Linked DNA regions of Homo sapiens: region 2 is linked to region 1. A link is a contact called in ENCODE Hi-C or POLR2A ChIA-PET data. All regions are on one chromosome and are shown on one strand. Each heading gives the region's core, a stretch centred on a gene start or an enhancer-like site at or near the end of the contact. The rest is flanking DNA. Distances are from core to core; before and after follow the strand shown.

Evidence for each region. Hi-C counts contacts between places; a loop is a spot of excess contacts on that map. ChIA-PET counts read pairs that join two places held with the same protein, here RNA polymerase II (POLR2A). Pooled maps may share reads with other maps.
Region 2: a loop to region 1 is called in a pooled map, with 2.7 times the contacts of the local background. The contact joins two enhancer-like sites. A Hi-C loop is called at or near these places in 1 of 37 single-sample maps with no recorded cell type and 2 of 50 pooled maps. POLR2A ChIA-PET finds 5 or more read pairs at or near these places in 1 of 52 experiments (K562).

Annotation. Positions count from the first base shown.
Region 1 is chr7:37,938,081-37,944,525 of GRCh38, reverse strand. The region is part of intron 1 of EPDR1 (ependymin related 1); the gene reads right to left. Among named protein-coding and RNA genes, the nearest start is that of EPDR1, 21 kb to the right of the region's middle. RefSeq lists a silencer at 5-299. Within about 2 kb of position 1,250, at least 23 of the 41 ENCODE cell types and tissues checked have a DNase peak (open chromatin) inside an H3K27ac peak, as active enhancers do.
Region 2 is chr7:38,332,514-38,338,958 of GRCh38, reverse strand. It overlaps TRG and the pseudogene TRGV7. Among named protein-coding and RNA genes, the nearest start is that of TRG-AS1, 5.7 kb to the left of the region's middle. Within about 2 kb of position 3,203, at least 17 of the 41 ENCODE cell types and tissues checked have a DNase peak (open chromatin) inside an H3K27ac peak, as active enhancers do.

The DNA of each region.
Region 1 (6,445 bases), core at 1-2,500:
CCTTTATAAATTACCCAGTCTCAGGTATGTCTTTATTAGCAGCATGAGAACAGACTAATACAGTCCTCCTAGCCTCATATTTGTCATACATGTCATTCTAGCCTCATATTTACCTTCCTCACCAGAGTTTACTAGACCAGAGAGGAGACAATGAGATTCTTTCATCTCGACCTGTGTCATGGCAACCGAGGTCTAATAGTCAGCCTCTTATGTGGCTGGACATACCACATGTAAATTTCGAAGCTGAGGGAGGCTATTTTCCAAAACGCAAATGGAATAGGATTAAAGAATGAAGCAGAGAGAAGCACTAGCAAACTGGGATTCCAACAGCTGTTCATTTCCTGGGCTCTTTTTTTCTGAGATGCTTGGAGCACCCCCGCTTACAGAGTTACAATAAGCTTCCTTTGTTCTAATAAACTTTCCTTCATTTTTGGCTTGCAGCTTTTTATGCTACTCAGTTCTATCATTTCTGTTAGAATTGAGGACTCCAGTGCTCCATGGAGAGACCCGGGGAGCAGCTGCCAGCACAGCTGTGCTGGGAAAGGCCCAGCATGGCCCTGTGTGGCATCAAGGGCCACAGATGCCTGGTCAGTCACCTGCAACAGAAGGGCAGGGGACAGCAGGGAGGGAACACTCACAGCTTCACTGTTTCCCTGAGGCCCGCTCTGCCCACATACAGAAGTAAAATTTAATTTTAAAATGAGAATTTTAGACCCGGAACAATCACTATGAAATGTTAACATTTGCTAAATCTGGGTGGTCTGAACACAAGTGTTCGTTTTGGTGTTCTCTGTACTTTTCTATGTTTTCAAAATATTTGCTTTTTTAAAAGTAGACATCATCTGATATTGAGGTTATGTTGACTGTACCTCAAGTTAAACTGAAAATAATAAATTAATGGAAAACAAAATAGAACTATATAATTTGTTTTCAAAATCCCATGTGGATATAAATGCTAGTACTGCTCTATGACAAATTTTAGAAAACATTTTAATGATACTGTAGTGGCGTGTGTGTTTATGTGAACATATTAACAGTTAGGACATAAGTCTCTGCATCACAAATAGAATACAGGGCCTGTGGCCTGACAGGGACCAAAGGTCAAAATGCAAAGATCAGCCACGGTTGAGATGAGTAATCAGAGTGGGGATGCTGTACGGGAATAACCCGTGGACCCAAGGGATTAACAGACTTTGAGAGGAATTGGATTCCTGGAGGCGAGATCAAAGACTGGCTCTGTCACAGAGGCAATTGTGAGATGAGAGGCACCAACGCCCCCGCTGGGGCACAGTCAAGCAAGGTGAGATGCTGGAATTGGTGTTCAGGACAGGGAGGCAGACCAGCCCAGGTCAACAACAGCAGACAAACTTCGCCTCCTTGCTGGCCAGGCACCAAGCAAAGCATAGTTCACTGGGAGGGGCAGGCGAGTTCCCACAAAGGCCCTGCTGCTGCTGAGCCTCAGCTGTGAGCAAGGTCAGGTTGGCTAGGCCCTGCCAAAGGCTCAGAAGGCCAAGCTCTCCACGGCAACCACAACACACAGGACGGGCCAGCGGCCTGTTTTGCTTCTCACCATATGGGACAAAGGATTTTTGTTGCTTTTACTAAAATTCTCAGGTTACATTGACAATTTCCATTGTTTCCTGCAAATCCATTTCCCTAAAAAGTAGGCTCTCGAATCACCATGTTTTCTGAAACACCGAAAATCTGGGGAAGTTTTCTTGCTTTTGAAAATAGTTTTTTTTTAGTAAAACAGATTCATGATCAATATAAAAAAATTAAGCAATCTAGGGATGGAAAGGGAAGCAAAAATTGCCAAGAAACTCTAATTTACAGAAATAACAACTCTGTACATGTGTCTGGACATATATTCTTCTAAATATGTCTTTATGTACGTATTAATTTTTATATCTAAATTTTTATGTTTTAATTGTGGCAAGATACATGTGACAAAAATGTACCATCTTAGCCATTTTTAAGTGTACAGTTCAGTAATGTTAAATATATTCACATTGTGGTACATCAGTCTCCAGAACTCTTGCAAAATTGAAACTCTATATCCATTAAACAATAATAACCCATTCCTCCCTCTCCCCAACTCCTGGCAACCACCATTCTATGAGTTTGGCTACTCTACATAGCTCATGTAAGTGGAATCACACAATATTTATTCTTTTCAGTCAATATAATATCTTCAAAGTTTATCTGCGCTGTAGCATGTGTTGGCATTTCCTTCCTTTTTAAGGCTGAATAACATCCCACTGTATGTATACACCATATTTTATTTATCCATTCATCCACTGATGGATTCCTAGGTGTTTCCTAACTTTTGGCTATTGTGAAAAATGCTGCTATAAACATAGGTGTACAAACATTGGATTGATTTTTCAATATGTACTATACTCATTTTACGCAAATGAGTGCCTATCATTTATTTGTTTTCTAACTATGCATTTTAAATTCAACAATTTGCCCTTGATAATCTTTTAAGTAAAAAGATAAATCTAATTTTTCTAATTTTTATTATAAAATATTTTAAATATGCAGAACAGTTGGAGAACTAGTATAATGACCACTTTTATGTCTGCCTCCTAGGCTCAACAATTCTCTACATTTTACTGTATTTTTTCTAGTTTTCTAAATACTTCCTTAAAACAAGAGCTTCTGCCACATGGTCACAATAGGACTGTATCTTAGAAATAAAAATTCATTCCCTGATATCTGCTCCATATTCAAGTGGCCCCCCAAATACATCTTAAAGCTGGTTTTTCAAATCAGAGTTCAATTAAAGTTCAAGCATTATATTTGGTTATGTCTCTATCAAAAATCTGGAGCAGTACTCCTACCTTTTTATTTTCCAACATGACATTGACTCTTTGAAGAGTTCAGGTTTGCAGATATTCCACAATGTGGATTTCTTTGGCAGTTTCCTCATGGTGGCATTTAAATTGCTATTTGAGCGTTTGTCATTCTTATGAAATGGATATGAAGTCTAAAGGCTCTTTTCGATTTGAGTTCCAAGATGTTTGTAAATAACATGTCATTGGTGAGGTTGTATACTTTGGACTTTATCATATCTGAAGACAGGTGATGTACCTTCCCACTATTAATGCTGCTAACTTTGATCACCAAGTTATATGGTGACTCCAGATATCTGTTATAAAAGTGTTTCCTTTTGCAATTGGCAAGTAATTGATGAGTGATACTTTGTGATGTTGGAAATGTCCTGTTACCCAATAACTGTCACCTAATGGTTTTAGGCAAATCCGTTTCCTGAATCAATTATTTCACTGGGAGTTAGGATCATAGTACCAATGGTATAGTAAATGACATCCATCTATCTTAGTCTATTGAGTACCACTCTGGACTCATGGATTTATTATTTATTCAATGTATGACAAACAATTAAAGTCATTATTCCTTTTGATGCTAAAATTTACCCAAGTTTGGCCAGAGGGAGCTCCTTCAAGTTGGTACATGTATCTTCTGACATAATCCTATTAGTCTCTGAGTGCTTCCCGATGTTCTACGACACAAGGTGGCACAGGCTAACCTTGGACTTTCCCTGTCCCAGATCTGAAATCAGGCATTTCTCTAAAAAACTCTAGTTACCCTTAGTGGGGAAACAACTTAGAAACTGACATCAGGGCACTAGATGGGCTCATTGCCATTGAGATGACATTGCTTTGAATGCTTTTCAAGTGGTCAGAGCTTCCAATTAGAAAAAAAAAACTCGAATTCATATAGATATTTTCCATTTAAATTAACATTACAGGTTTTCCCCCCTATTTTTTGTATATCTTTTATATATCTTTCCTCTTAAAATAAAAATCATGCTTCCTAAAAACATTAACAAAAACATTTATTTGCTTTATTCTATGATTTTGAAATAATAACTTCAAAACTATTATAAATAACAAAATTGCCAAGTGAAGTTTAAGATTTCATTGTAGTTCCTCTTATCCTTAGAATATAATTCCCTAGTATCGAGAGTCAGTATTGTGTCAAAAATTTACTTAGAATAAGCCTATTCTCTGTGTGGTTATGTTTCCAGATTGATAGATCATTAGGTTCCTTTGTTTTAGTTTGTTCCCAATTCAGGGACTTTACACTTTTCCTCTCTGATTTTATTATTTAAATATGTAAAAATTTTCATATTTCAAAACTCAAAATGACAGAAAATGGTACGTTGAGGCAAGTTCCCCTTCCATCCCTATCTCCTCTTCCCTATTCCTCATGCTCCTTATAGATAACACTTTTCAACTGCTTCCATTTTATTTTTCCTGCATGCCTGTCAAAAAATAAGCAACTACATATGTGAATTATTATTTTCTCTTCTTCTTTACAGAAAGAGTAGCATGCCATATAGACCTTTCTGCATCTTGCTTTCTCCATTCTCCACTAATGCCTACAGACTATCCCTATTTTTTCATGGCCATGTAAATTTACTGTGTGCAAATATCATTATTTCTTTAGCCAGTCTTCTACCAATAAACATTGAGTTGTTTCTATTCCTTTGATATTAACAAAAATAATGACCTTGTGTTGTGCTGTTTTGGAGTTGTATGTTTAGGGTAAATTATTAGATGTGGAATTACCAGGTCAAAAGGTAAAAGCATTTGTGGTTTTGTTAAATATTACCAGATTTCTCTCCACAGGGTTGTACTATTTTGCATGCCTATCAGCAATATATTATAGTGCCTTTTTTCTTTATAGTCCTGCCAACAGAGCATGTTGTCAAACTTAAATTTGTGCTAATCTGAGGAATAAGAAATGGTATCTGACTACTAGGTTTTTGTTAAGAATATTTTTAGTAAGTATAACATCCATAAGAGGGGTCTTTAAAAAGTTCACGGAAAATGTGTATTATGAAAAAACTATGCATGGATTCCAACTTTTTTCACCAAAACAAACTCACAAAACTTGTTATAACATGCCTAAACAGGATCTAGTTTGAGGCACCAAGAAGAATAAGACATCAGTTTGGGTAGAGCTCCTATCAGAGCAACATGCATTCTGCTAAAATTAAAGCAAGAACAAATATTAAATTTATTATAAGGCTCAAGTGGCAGAATGGTGAAATCACTGATGTTTTACAAAAAGTCTATGTGACATTGCTTGAAAGAAGTCAGCAGTTACAAATAAATAACTCATTTTAAAAAGGTAGGAGTCAATATTAAGATTAAGATTTAAGATTTAAGCCCACAGTGGCAGTTCATCCACATCAATTTGTGAGAAAAAAAAATCTTGGGCCAGGCATGGTGGCTCATGTCTGTAATACCAGCACTTTGGGAGGCCGAGGCAGGCAGATCATGAGGTCAGGAGATCGAGACCATCCTGGCTAACATGGTGAAACCCCGTCTCTACTAAAAATACAAAAAAATTAGCCGGGTGTGGTGGTGGGCGCCTGTATTTCCAGCTACTCTTGAGTCTGAGGCAGGAGAATGGTGTGAACTCAGGAGGCAGAGCTTGCAGTGAGCTAAGATCCCGTCACTGCACTCCAGCCTGGGCAACAGAGTGAGACTCCATCTCAAAAAAAAAAAAAATTGGTCATGCCCTAATTGTACAGGAGACAATTGTATAGGACAATTGTACAGACAATTAACAGGAGAAACAATAGCCAGCACCACAGATAGCTCAATTAGTTCAGCTTATACAATTCTGAATGAAAAATTTCAGTTGAGCAGACTTTTCACTCCCAAGGGTACTGAAACAATTGTGGCGGCCCAATCAGCTGCAGAGAAGAGCAGACCCTTCAATGGAAATTTTACACAAGTGGTCAAGATCCTGAAGCATTTCTTTTACGAATTGTAACATGAGCTGAAACATGGCTTTACCGCTACAATCCTGAAGACAAAGCACAATCAAAGCAATGGCTACCAAGTGGTAGAAGTGGTCCAGTTAAAGCAAAAGCAGGCTGGATAAGAACAGAAGTCATGGTAAGTTTCTCTGGATGCTCAAGGCATTTTGCATGTTCGCCTTCTGAAAAGCCAAAGAATGATAACATCTTCTTATTATGAGAGTGTTTGAGAAAGTTAGCCAAAGCTTTAGCAGAAAAATGTCCACAGAAGCTTCACCAGAGCTTCTCCACCATATCAATGTTTCTGCTCATTCCTCTCATCAAACAAGGACAATTCCATGAGATTTTTGATGGGAAATCATTAATCATCCACTTGACAGTCCTGATTTGGCTCCCTCTGACTTCTTTTTGTTTCCTAATCTTTAAAAATATTTAAAGGCACTGGGTGTGGTGGCTCAAGCCTGTAATCCCAGCACTTTGGGAGGTCATGGCAGGCGGATCACAAGGTAAGGAGATGGAGACCATCCTGGCTAACATGGTGAAACCCCATCTCCACTAAAAATACAAAAAATTAGCCAGGCATGGTGGCTGACACCTGTAGTCCCAGCTACTTGGGAGGCTGAGGCAAGAGAATGGCATGAACCCGGG
Region 2 (6,445 bases), core at 1,954-4,453, 390 kb before region 1:
TGAGAAATAAAGGGCTTAACTAACATTCCCTAAGTCATATACTTTATTCGATAGCAATTTCAATCCAAGCGCTGGGGTTCAGAAAATGAGATTTGTTAATTCAATTTGCATTTTCTTACCTGTGTGAATGCTAGCATTACTTAACAACTTTGTAGGCCATTTATACTTCTTCTTTTGTCAACTGCCATTTCATACTCTTCGCCTATTCTTCTGTTGGTTATCATTTTTTTCTTATTGGTTTGTAAGAATTAATACACCTCATTTTAGAGATATTGATCCTTTATCAAATGTATTGAAAATATTTCTCGTGGTTTGCTATTATTTTCAGCACCTTTTGGTGAACTGAACTTTGTGTACTACTTTTAATAAAACCTATCAATTTTTCTAAGGGGTCTATTTTGATGTTAGGATCAGAGAGGCAAATCTCACTTACAATATGTGTGCAATTCATCATGGTTAAAGTCTAATGATTTTCTGTTTTCAGTTTTATTACAAGAAAATCTCCATTTGTAGCTGGCAACATAGTAACTTAAGAAGATTTGTTTCTGGCCGGGTGCAGTGGCTCACGCCTGTAATCCCAGCACTTTGGGAGGCTGAGGTGGGTGAATCACGAGATCAGGAGATCCAGACTATCCGGGGTAACACGGTGAAACCCCATCTCTACTAAAAATATAAAAAATTAGCTGGGCATGTTGGCAGGTGCCTGTAGTCCCAGCTACTGAGAAGGCTGAGGCAGGAGAATGGCGTGAACCCAGGAGGCGGAGCTTGCAGTGAGCCGAGATTGTGCCACCGCACTCCAGCCTGGGGGACAGAGAGAGACTCTGTCTCAAAAAAAAAAAAAAAAAAAAATTGTTTCCATATGGTAAGTCAATTCCCAAAAGAGAACTTATTACATAATCCAGTAGTTTCTCAAGGATATTAACGTACAACTTTATCATGTGATAAAATATTACATACACATGGCTCTCTTTCTGGACTTTCCAGTGTGTTCCATGAATCTTTTCATTCTAGTGCCAGTATTGCCGTCTCTTCAGCACTGTAGCTGTATAGTTCTTTTGACATTACAGTGGAGTTACTTTCCTTTATTGCTTTTTTGTTTTAAGGGTGTTCTATGCATTGCAATGTAATGGCAAATCTCTCCCTTCTAATTTTTAAACCGTGAGACATCGGTCCCAGCAAGGATTTTCCAGGCTTCAAGGCACCTGAGCTTCCCTCCTTCACAGTGACCCCAAGAACTCAGCTTTCAGAGCTGCTCCTGCGGCAGCCTCATGTCCTCCACGTGTGCTCCAGAGGCAGAGGGAGACCAACCAGAGCCCCTCCCTTTCTCATTCCCAGCTGTGATGACAGCAGAAACTGAATTCTCTGAGCTAAGCCAATACCACAACCAAGAGGGATGTTGTTCTACATCTTATTAGGAATATTTTAAACATGAATCTAAACATATTTGTTATAGAGGAGGTGAATATCTGTGTATACACTACTGAATGTTCCCAATTATTTTATTCTACTTGTTTTATCACCCATATCTTCATCTATGAATCCAGGTGCACTGCACATATTAGCCTGCTTTCCAAGGATAGAGTTGCCAAATAAAATATGCAATACCCAGGTAAATTGGAAGTTCAGATAAATAACAAATAAGTTTTGAGTTCAAGTATGTACCACATATTGCATATGGCACTGCACCCTGTACTTTTTTTTTTCTTTTTTTGAGACGGAGTCTCACTCTGTTGTCCAGGCTGGAGTGCAATGGCACAATCTCCGCTCACTGCAAGCTCCACCTCCCGGGTTCACAACATTCTCCTGCCTCAGCCTCCTGAGTAGCTGGGACTACAGGTGCCCACCCCCACAACCGGCTAATTTTTTTGTATTTTTAGTAGAGACAGGGTTTCATCGTGTTAGCCAGGATGGTCTCAATCTCCTGACCTCGTGATCTGCCCACCTCGGCCTCCCAAAGTGCTGGGAATACAGGCGTGAGCCAATCTCACACTCCTACTTGATGTGGCCTTTTTACTTGAGAATGAACAGAAATCCTCTAACAAAGAGGTTACAAACACAAGGTCACACACACCCCCTCCTGACCCCCACACACCCATTTACCATTGAGGAGAGTCCATGGCCGACCAACATACCTGATTCTCACTCCTGTTGAGAGGAGGGGCCAGCTGGGCTTCCTGGGTCGAGTAGGGGCTCAGCAAGCTGTGAAACGCACTCATTTCCTGCATCACGACTTACTTCGGTCCTGGATGAATAATATTGAAGATATATGCTTAAAATATTCCGAACACCAGGATTTGTGCATGTGTTTTCTTCCCCATGAAAGCTATGAACAGCGAAAATTTTCCTGTAAGTTTCCCTGTGTTCTCTCTCCCTCTCTTCCTTCCCCCTGCCCCAAAACTAAAGTAAAATAACGTTAACTGCCCGTTTTTCTGTAACCAGCAGACCTTATCTATACTCCCAATTCCAATTCCTTGTAAACATACTTTGTAAAGTCCTGTAAGATCCTGTCTCCTTTGCCATGACGCTGCAAGGTCATAAAGTAGATAAAACCTAAGTTGCAATTCCGGTTTTCCTCAAGATCTAAGACATGTTACAAATGGTTAATTGCCTTTGTTTCTCGCTTTGGTAACATCTTCCCGCCTCAGGTATTTCCCGCCTTGAAGAGTTTAAAAGGCAATCCTATAATCTAACTCTGGCTACCCATTCTGGACCCCCTCCATGCTTTGGAAGCTTTGTACTTTCACTCTGCTCAATAAAGCCTACAGCTTTTTCTCTCTCTCGGTCCGTGTTTCTATCACTCGCTGCGGTCAGCCGCCACACCAATTCTATGGCGTGGCTAGGCAAGAACCTTAGGTGTTACACTGTTAATAAAGCAGGTTCAGGCCTTCTCAGAGTGGCCCTGGGTATTTTGCCTCCAAGTGTCCTTGCGAATGTGAAAAGGAAAGCAGTTGAAAGACCAAATCAAGCTTCCTGACAGGACAAGGCCCTGGAAGCAGCATCAACTGCTGAAACTCTGAAGGGCAGGGTGTGAGCCTGCTGTGGACTGCCCCGTCCTATGGCCCTGGCCAGCTGGCGCCAGGGTCAGCTTTCCCCACATCTGCACTCCCTCTGCTGGAGGCCTGAGCTCTCCATGCCCCTGGCTCTCTTCTGCAGAGGGCCTGCTCTCTGCTGCCACAAGATGGCGCTGGAGAAGGGGCCTGAGCAGAGAGGCAGGAGCTCCTCTGCAGGTCCTCCCAGACACCACCCCTCTGGGAGGAAGGCTGGGGAGTCCCCTAAGACAGATCCTCCATCACTTCTCCCTGCCTGTGACTCAGGAAGACCAGCTCCTCCTACTGCCTTCTGTGCTAGGGAACACTTCCTGTTTGAGTGGGACCTGAGTTTTGAAAGCGTCTTCTGCTCCTCTTCATCTGGTCCCTTTCCTTCCAAGACCCCAGAGAGGAAGGCATGCGGTGGGCCCCAGCCCTGCTTCTAGCTTTCCTGCCTCTTGGTAAGTGTGCTGCCTACAGAGAGGCTGATGGGTTTTATTTTGTTCTGTTTTGTTTTCTCATTTTGCAAGGGGTGCCGTTCTAAGGAGTTCCTCATTATATTTTGTGCTGTTCCCATTGCAGCCAGTCAGAAATCTTCCAACTTGCAAGGGAGAAGGAAGTCAGTCACCAGGCCAGCTGGGTCATCTGCTGTAATCACTTGTGATCTTACTGTAATAAATACCTTCTACATCCACTGGTACCTGCACCAGGCGGGGAAGGCCCCACAGCATCTTCCATACTATGACCCCTACTACTCCAGGGTTGTGTTGGAATCAAGAATCAGTAGAGGAAAGTATTTTACTTATGCAAGCATGAGGAGGAGCTGGAAATTGATACTGCAAAATCTAATTGAAAATGATTCTGGATCTATTACTGTGCCACCTGGGACAGGCACAGTGATTCACACCTGCCCTACACCACACTGAAAATCTGCCTTGTGACTGCTTCTGGTACACAAGATAGACCAGCCCCCTCTCATTTGTTGCCACCGAATTTACTGTATTCTGTACAAAGAGAAACACAGCATAATTCCTGATCTCTCCCCTAATATCACACTCTCCTGGCAGCAGCTGCACCTTGTTCCCCACCCTCCCCCAGGACTTTCCTGAAGACAAGCTGTCATCTTCAGGCCTCAGCCAAGCAGCCTGGCTGAGAGCAAGACTCTCTCAGCTCTCCGAGGACATGGGGGAGGCCCACTCACTCTGCTTCCTCGGACCAACAGGTACACCTAGGGTCCAACTGCGAAGCGAGATATTTTGGACAGCAAATGGGAAGGATATTTATACTGAATCATATATCTAGAGATCACAGCTGAGAGTGTTGCTTATTCTTTATGTCTATAACAATATAAGCAATAGTATAATTACCACTATAACACTAAGCCTAGGTATGCAGTTGAACATTGTCTCCCTCTGCTTTCCTTTTTGTCTCTCTCTCTACTTTCTTGGTTACTTGCTATTTTTCTACACATCCCTTTTTCTGGCCTCCCCTCCCTCCCTCCCTAGCTCCCTCCCTAGCTTGCCTTCCTTCCTTCCTTCCTTCCTTCCTTTCTTCCTCCCTCTCTCCTTCCCTTCCTTACTTCCTTCCTTTCTTTCTTCCTCCCTCTCTCCTTCCCTTCCTTACTTCCTTCCTTTCTTCCTCCCTCCTTCTCTTACTTCCTTCTTTTTTTCCTTTCTTCCTTTTCTCTCTCTTTCTTTCTTTTTTGGGCACACAATCAGAATACAGAATCATTCTCTATATGTTCATGCCAACTTTGATACAGCTAGTTTATTCGTTCAGTTTTCATTTTTATATTTTGGAAATCTGTTGTATTATTTTGATTTGTATATGTAAAACCTTTACATGGAACTGAAGTCAAAATTATAAAACAAGATCAATTTAGAGATTTTAGCTTCCATTCTAGAATTCTCTTTTCTCTTCTGTGTCTCACCCTATAGGTAACAATATCTTTATTAGTTCAGTTGAACTTTTTCACTTTTTCTTATTTATTCAGAAGTCTATCACTATTACAGAAATACCTCTTTTGCTTGTCATATATGTGCAGTATGCATTATTTCTATTTGAATGGCATATTTATGTTTTTGTTCTGATATTCTGTTTTTATACATTTCAATCAATCTTTTAGTTTCTGGTGTCTGGATTTTGTGTCCTACTTGGAAAGGTGAACATACTTCAGAAGTATGCCTAAAGAAATTCATATCATTTCATTAATATTTTATTCATTTATTACTTGATATGATCTATCTGGAATTTTTATACAATAATTACTATAGCAATAATAATAATACTGATGATAAATATGGGTACTGACTTTCCGGTAGTTACTGTACTAAGCACATTACATGTATATTTTATTTAATCTTCACAGAAACCTTATCAACGGGTTTAAGTAACATTGAATATAGCAGATGAGAAAGTGAGGGGTTAACTAACATTCCCTAAGTCATATAGTTTAATTTGATAGCAATTGCAATCCAAGCTCTGGGGTTCAGAAAATGAGATTTGTTCATTCAATTTGCATTTTCTTATCTTTATGAATACTAGCATTATTTTACAATTTTATAGGCCATTTATACTTCTTCTTTTGTGAATTGCCTTTTCATACTGTTTGCCTATCCTTCTGTTGGGGTATTAATTTTTTCTTATTTGTTTGTAAGAATTAATATACACCATTTTCGAGATATTGATCCTTTATCAAACGTGTTGAAAATATTTCTCATCATTTGCTATTATTTATTTTCAGCACCTTTTGGTGAACTGAACTTTGTATATTACTTTTAATAAAATCTATCAATTTTTCTAGGGTCTGTATTATGATGTCAGGCTCAGCGAGACCAATGTCACCTACAATTAGTGTGCAATTCATCATCGTTTAAGTCTGATTTCCTTTTTTCAGTTTTATTACAACTAAATCTCTATTTGTACCTTTTAAGTTAGCAACCCAAGGATATTTGTTTCCATATGGTAAGTCAATTCCCAAAGGAGAACATAGTAAATAATCAAGTATTTCCTTGTGGATATTAACATACAACTTTATGACATGATAAAATATTACATACACGTGGCTCTCTTTCTGGACTTTCCACTGTGTTCCATGAATCTTTTCAGTCTAGTGCCAGTATTGTCCTCTCTTTGTTGTATCTGAATGAGTTAGAGAAAATGCCACACTTTGAGACAAATTAAGATTCCGTTTATTTAGCCGGCGGCCAAGAGACGGCTAATGCTCAAAATTCTCTCGGCCCCGAAGAAAGGGCTAGATTTTCTTTTATACTTTGGTTTGGAAAGGGGAGGGGTGTCTAGTTAAAACAATTTTACAGAAATAAAGTAGGCAAAAAGTTAAAAGGATAAATGGTTACAGGAAAGTAAACAGTTCCAGGTGCAGGGGCTTTAAGACTATTACAAGGTCATAGACTTGGGGC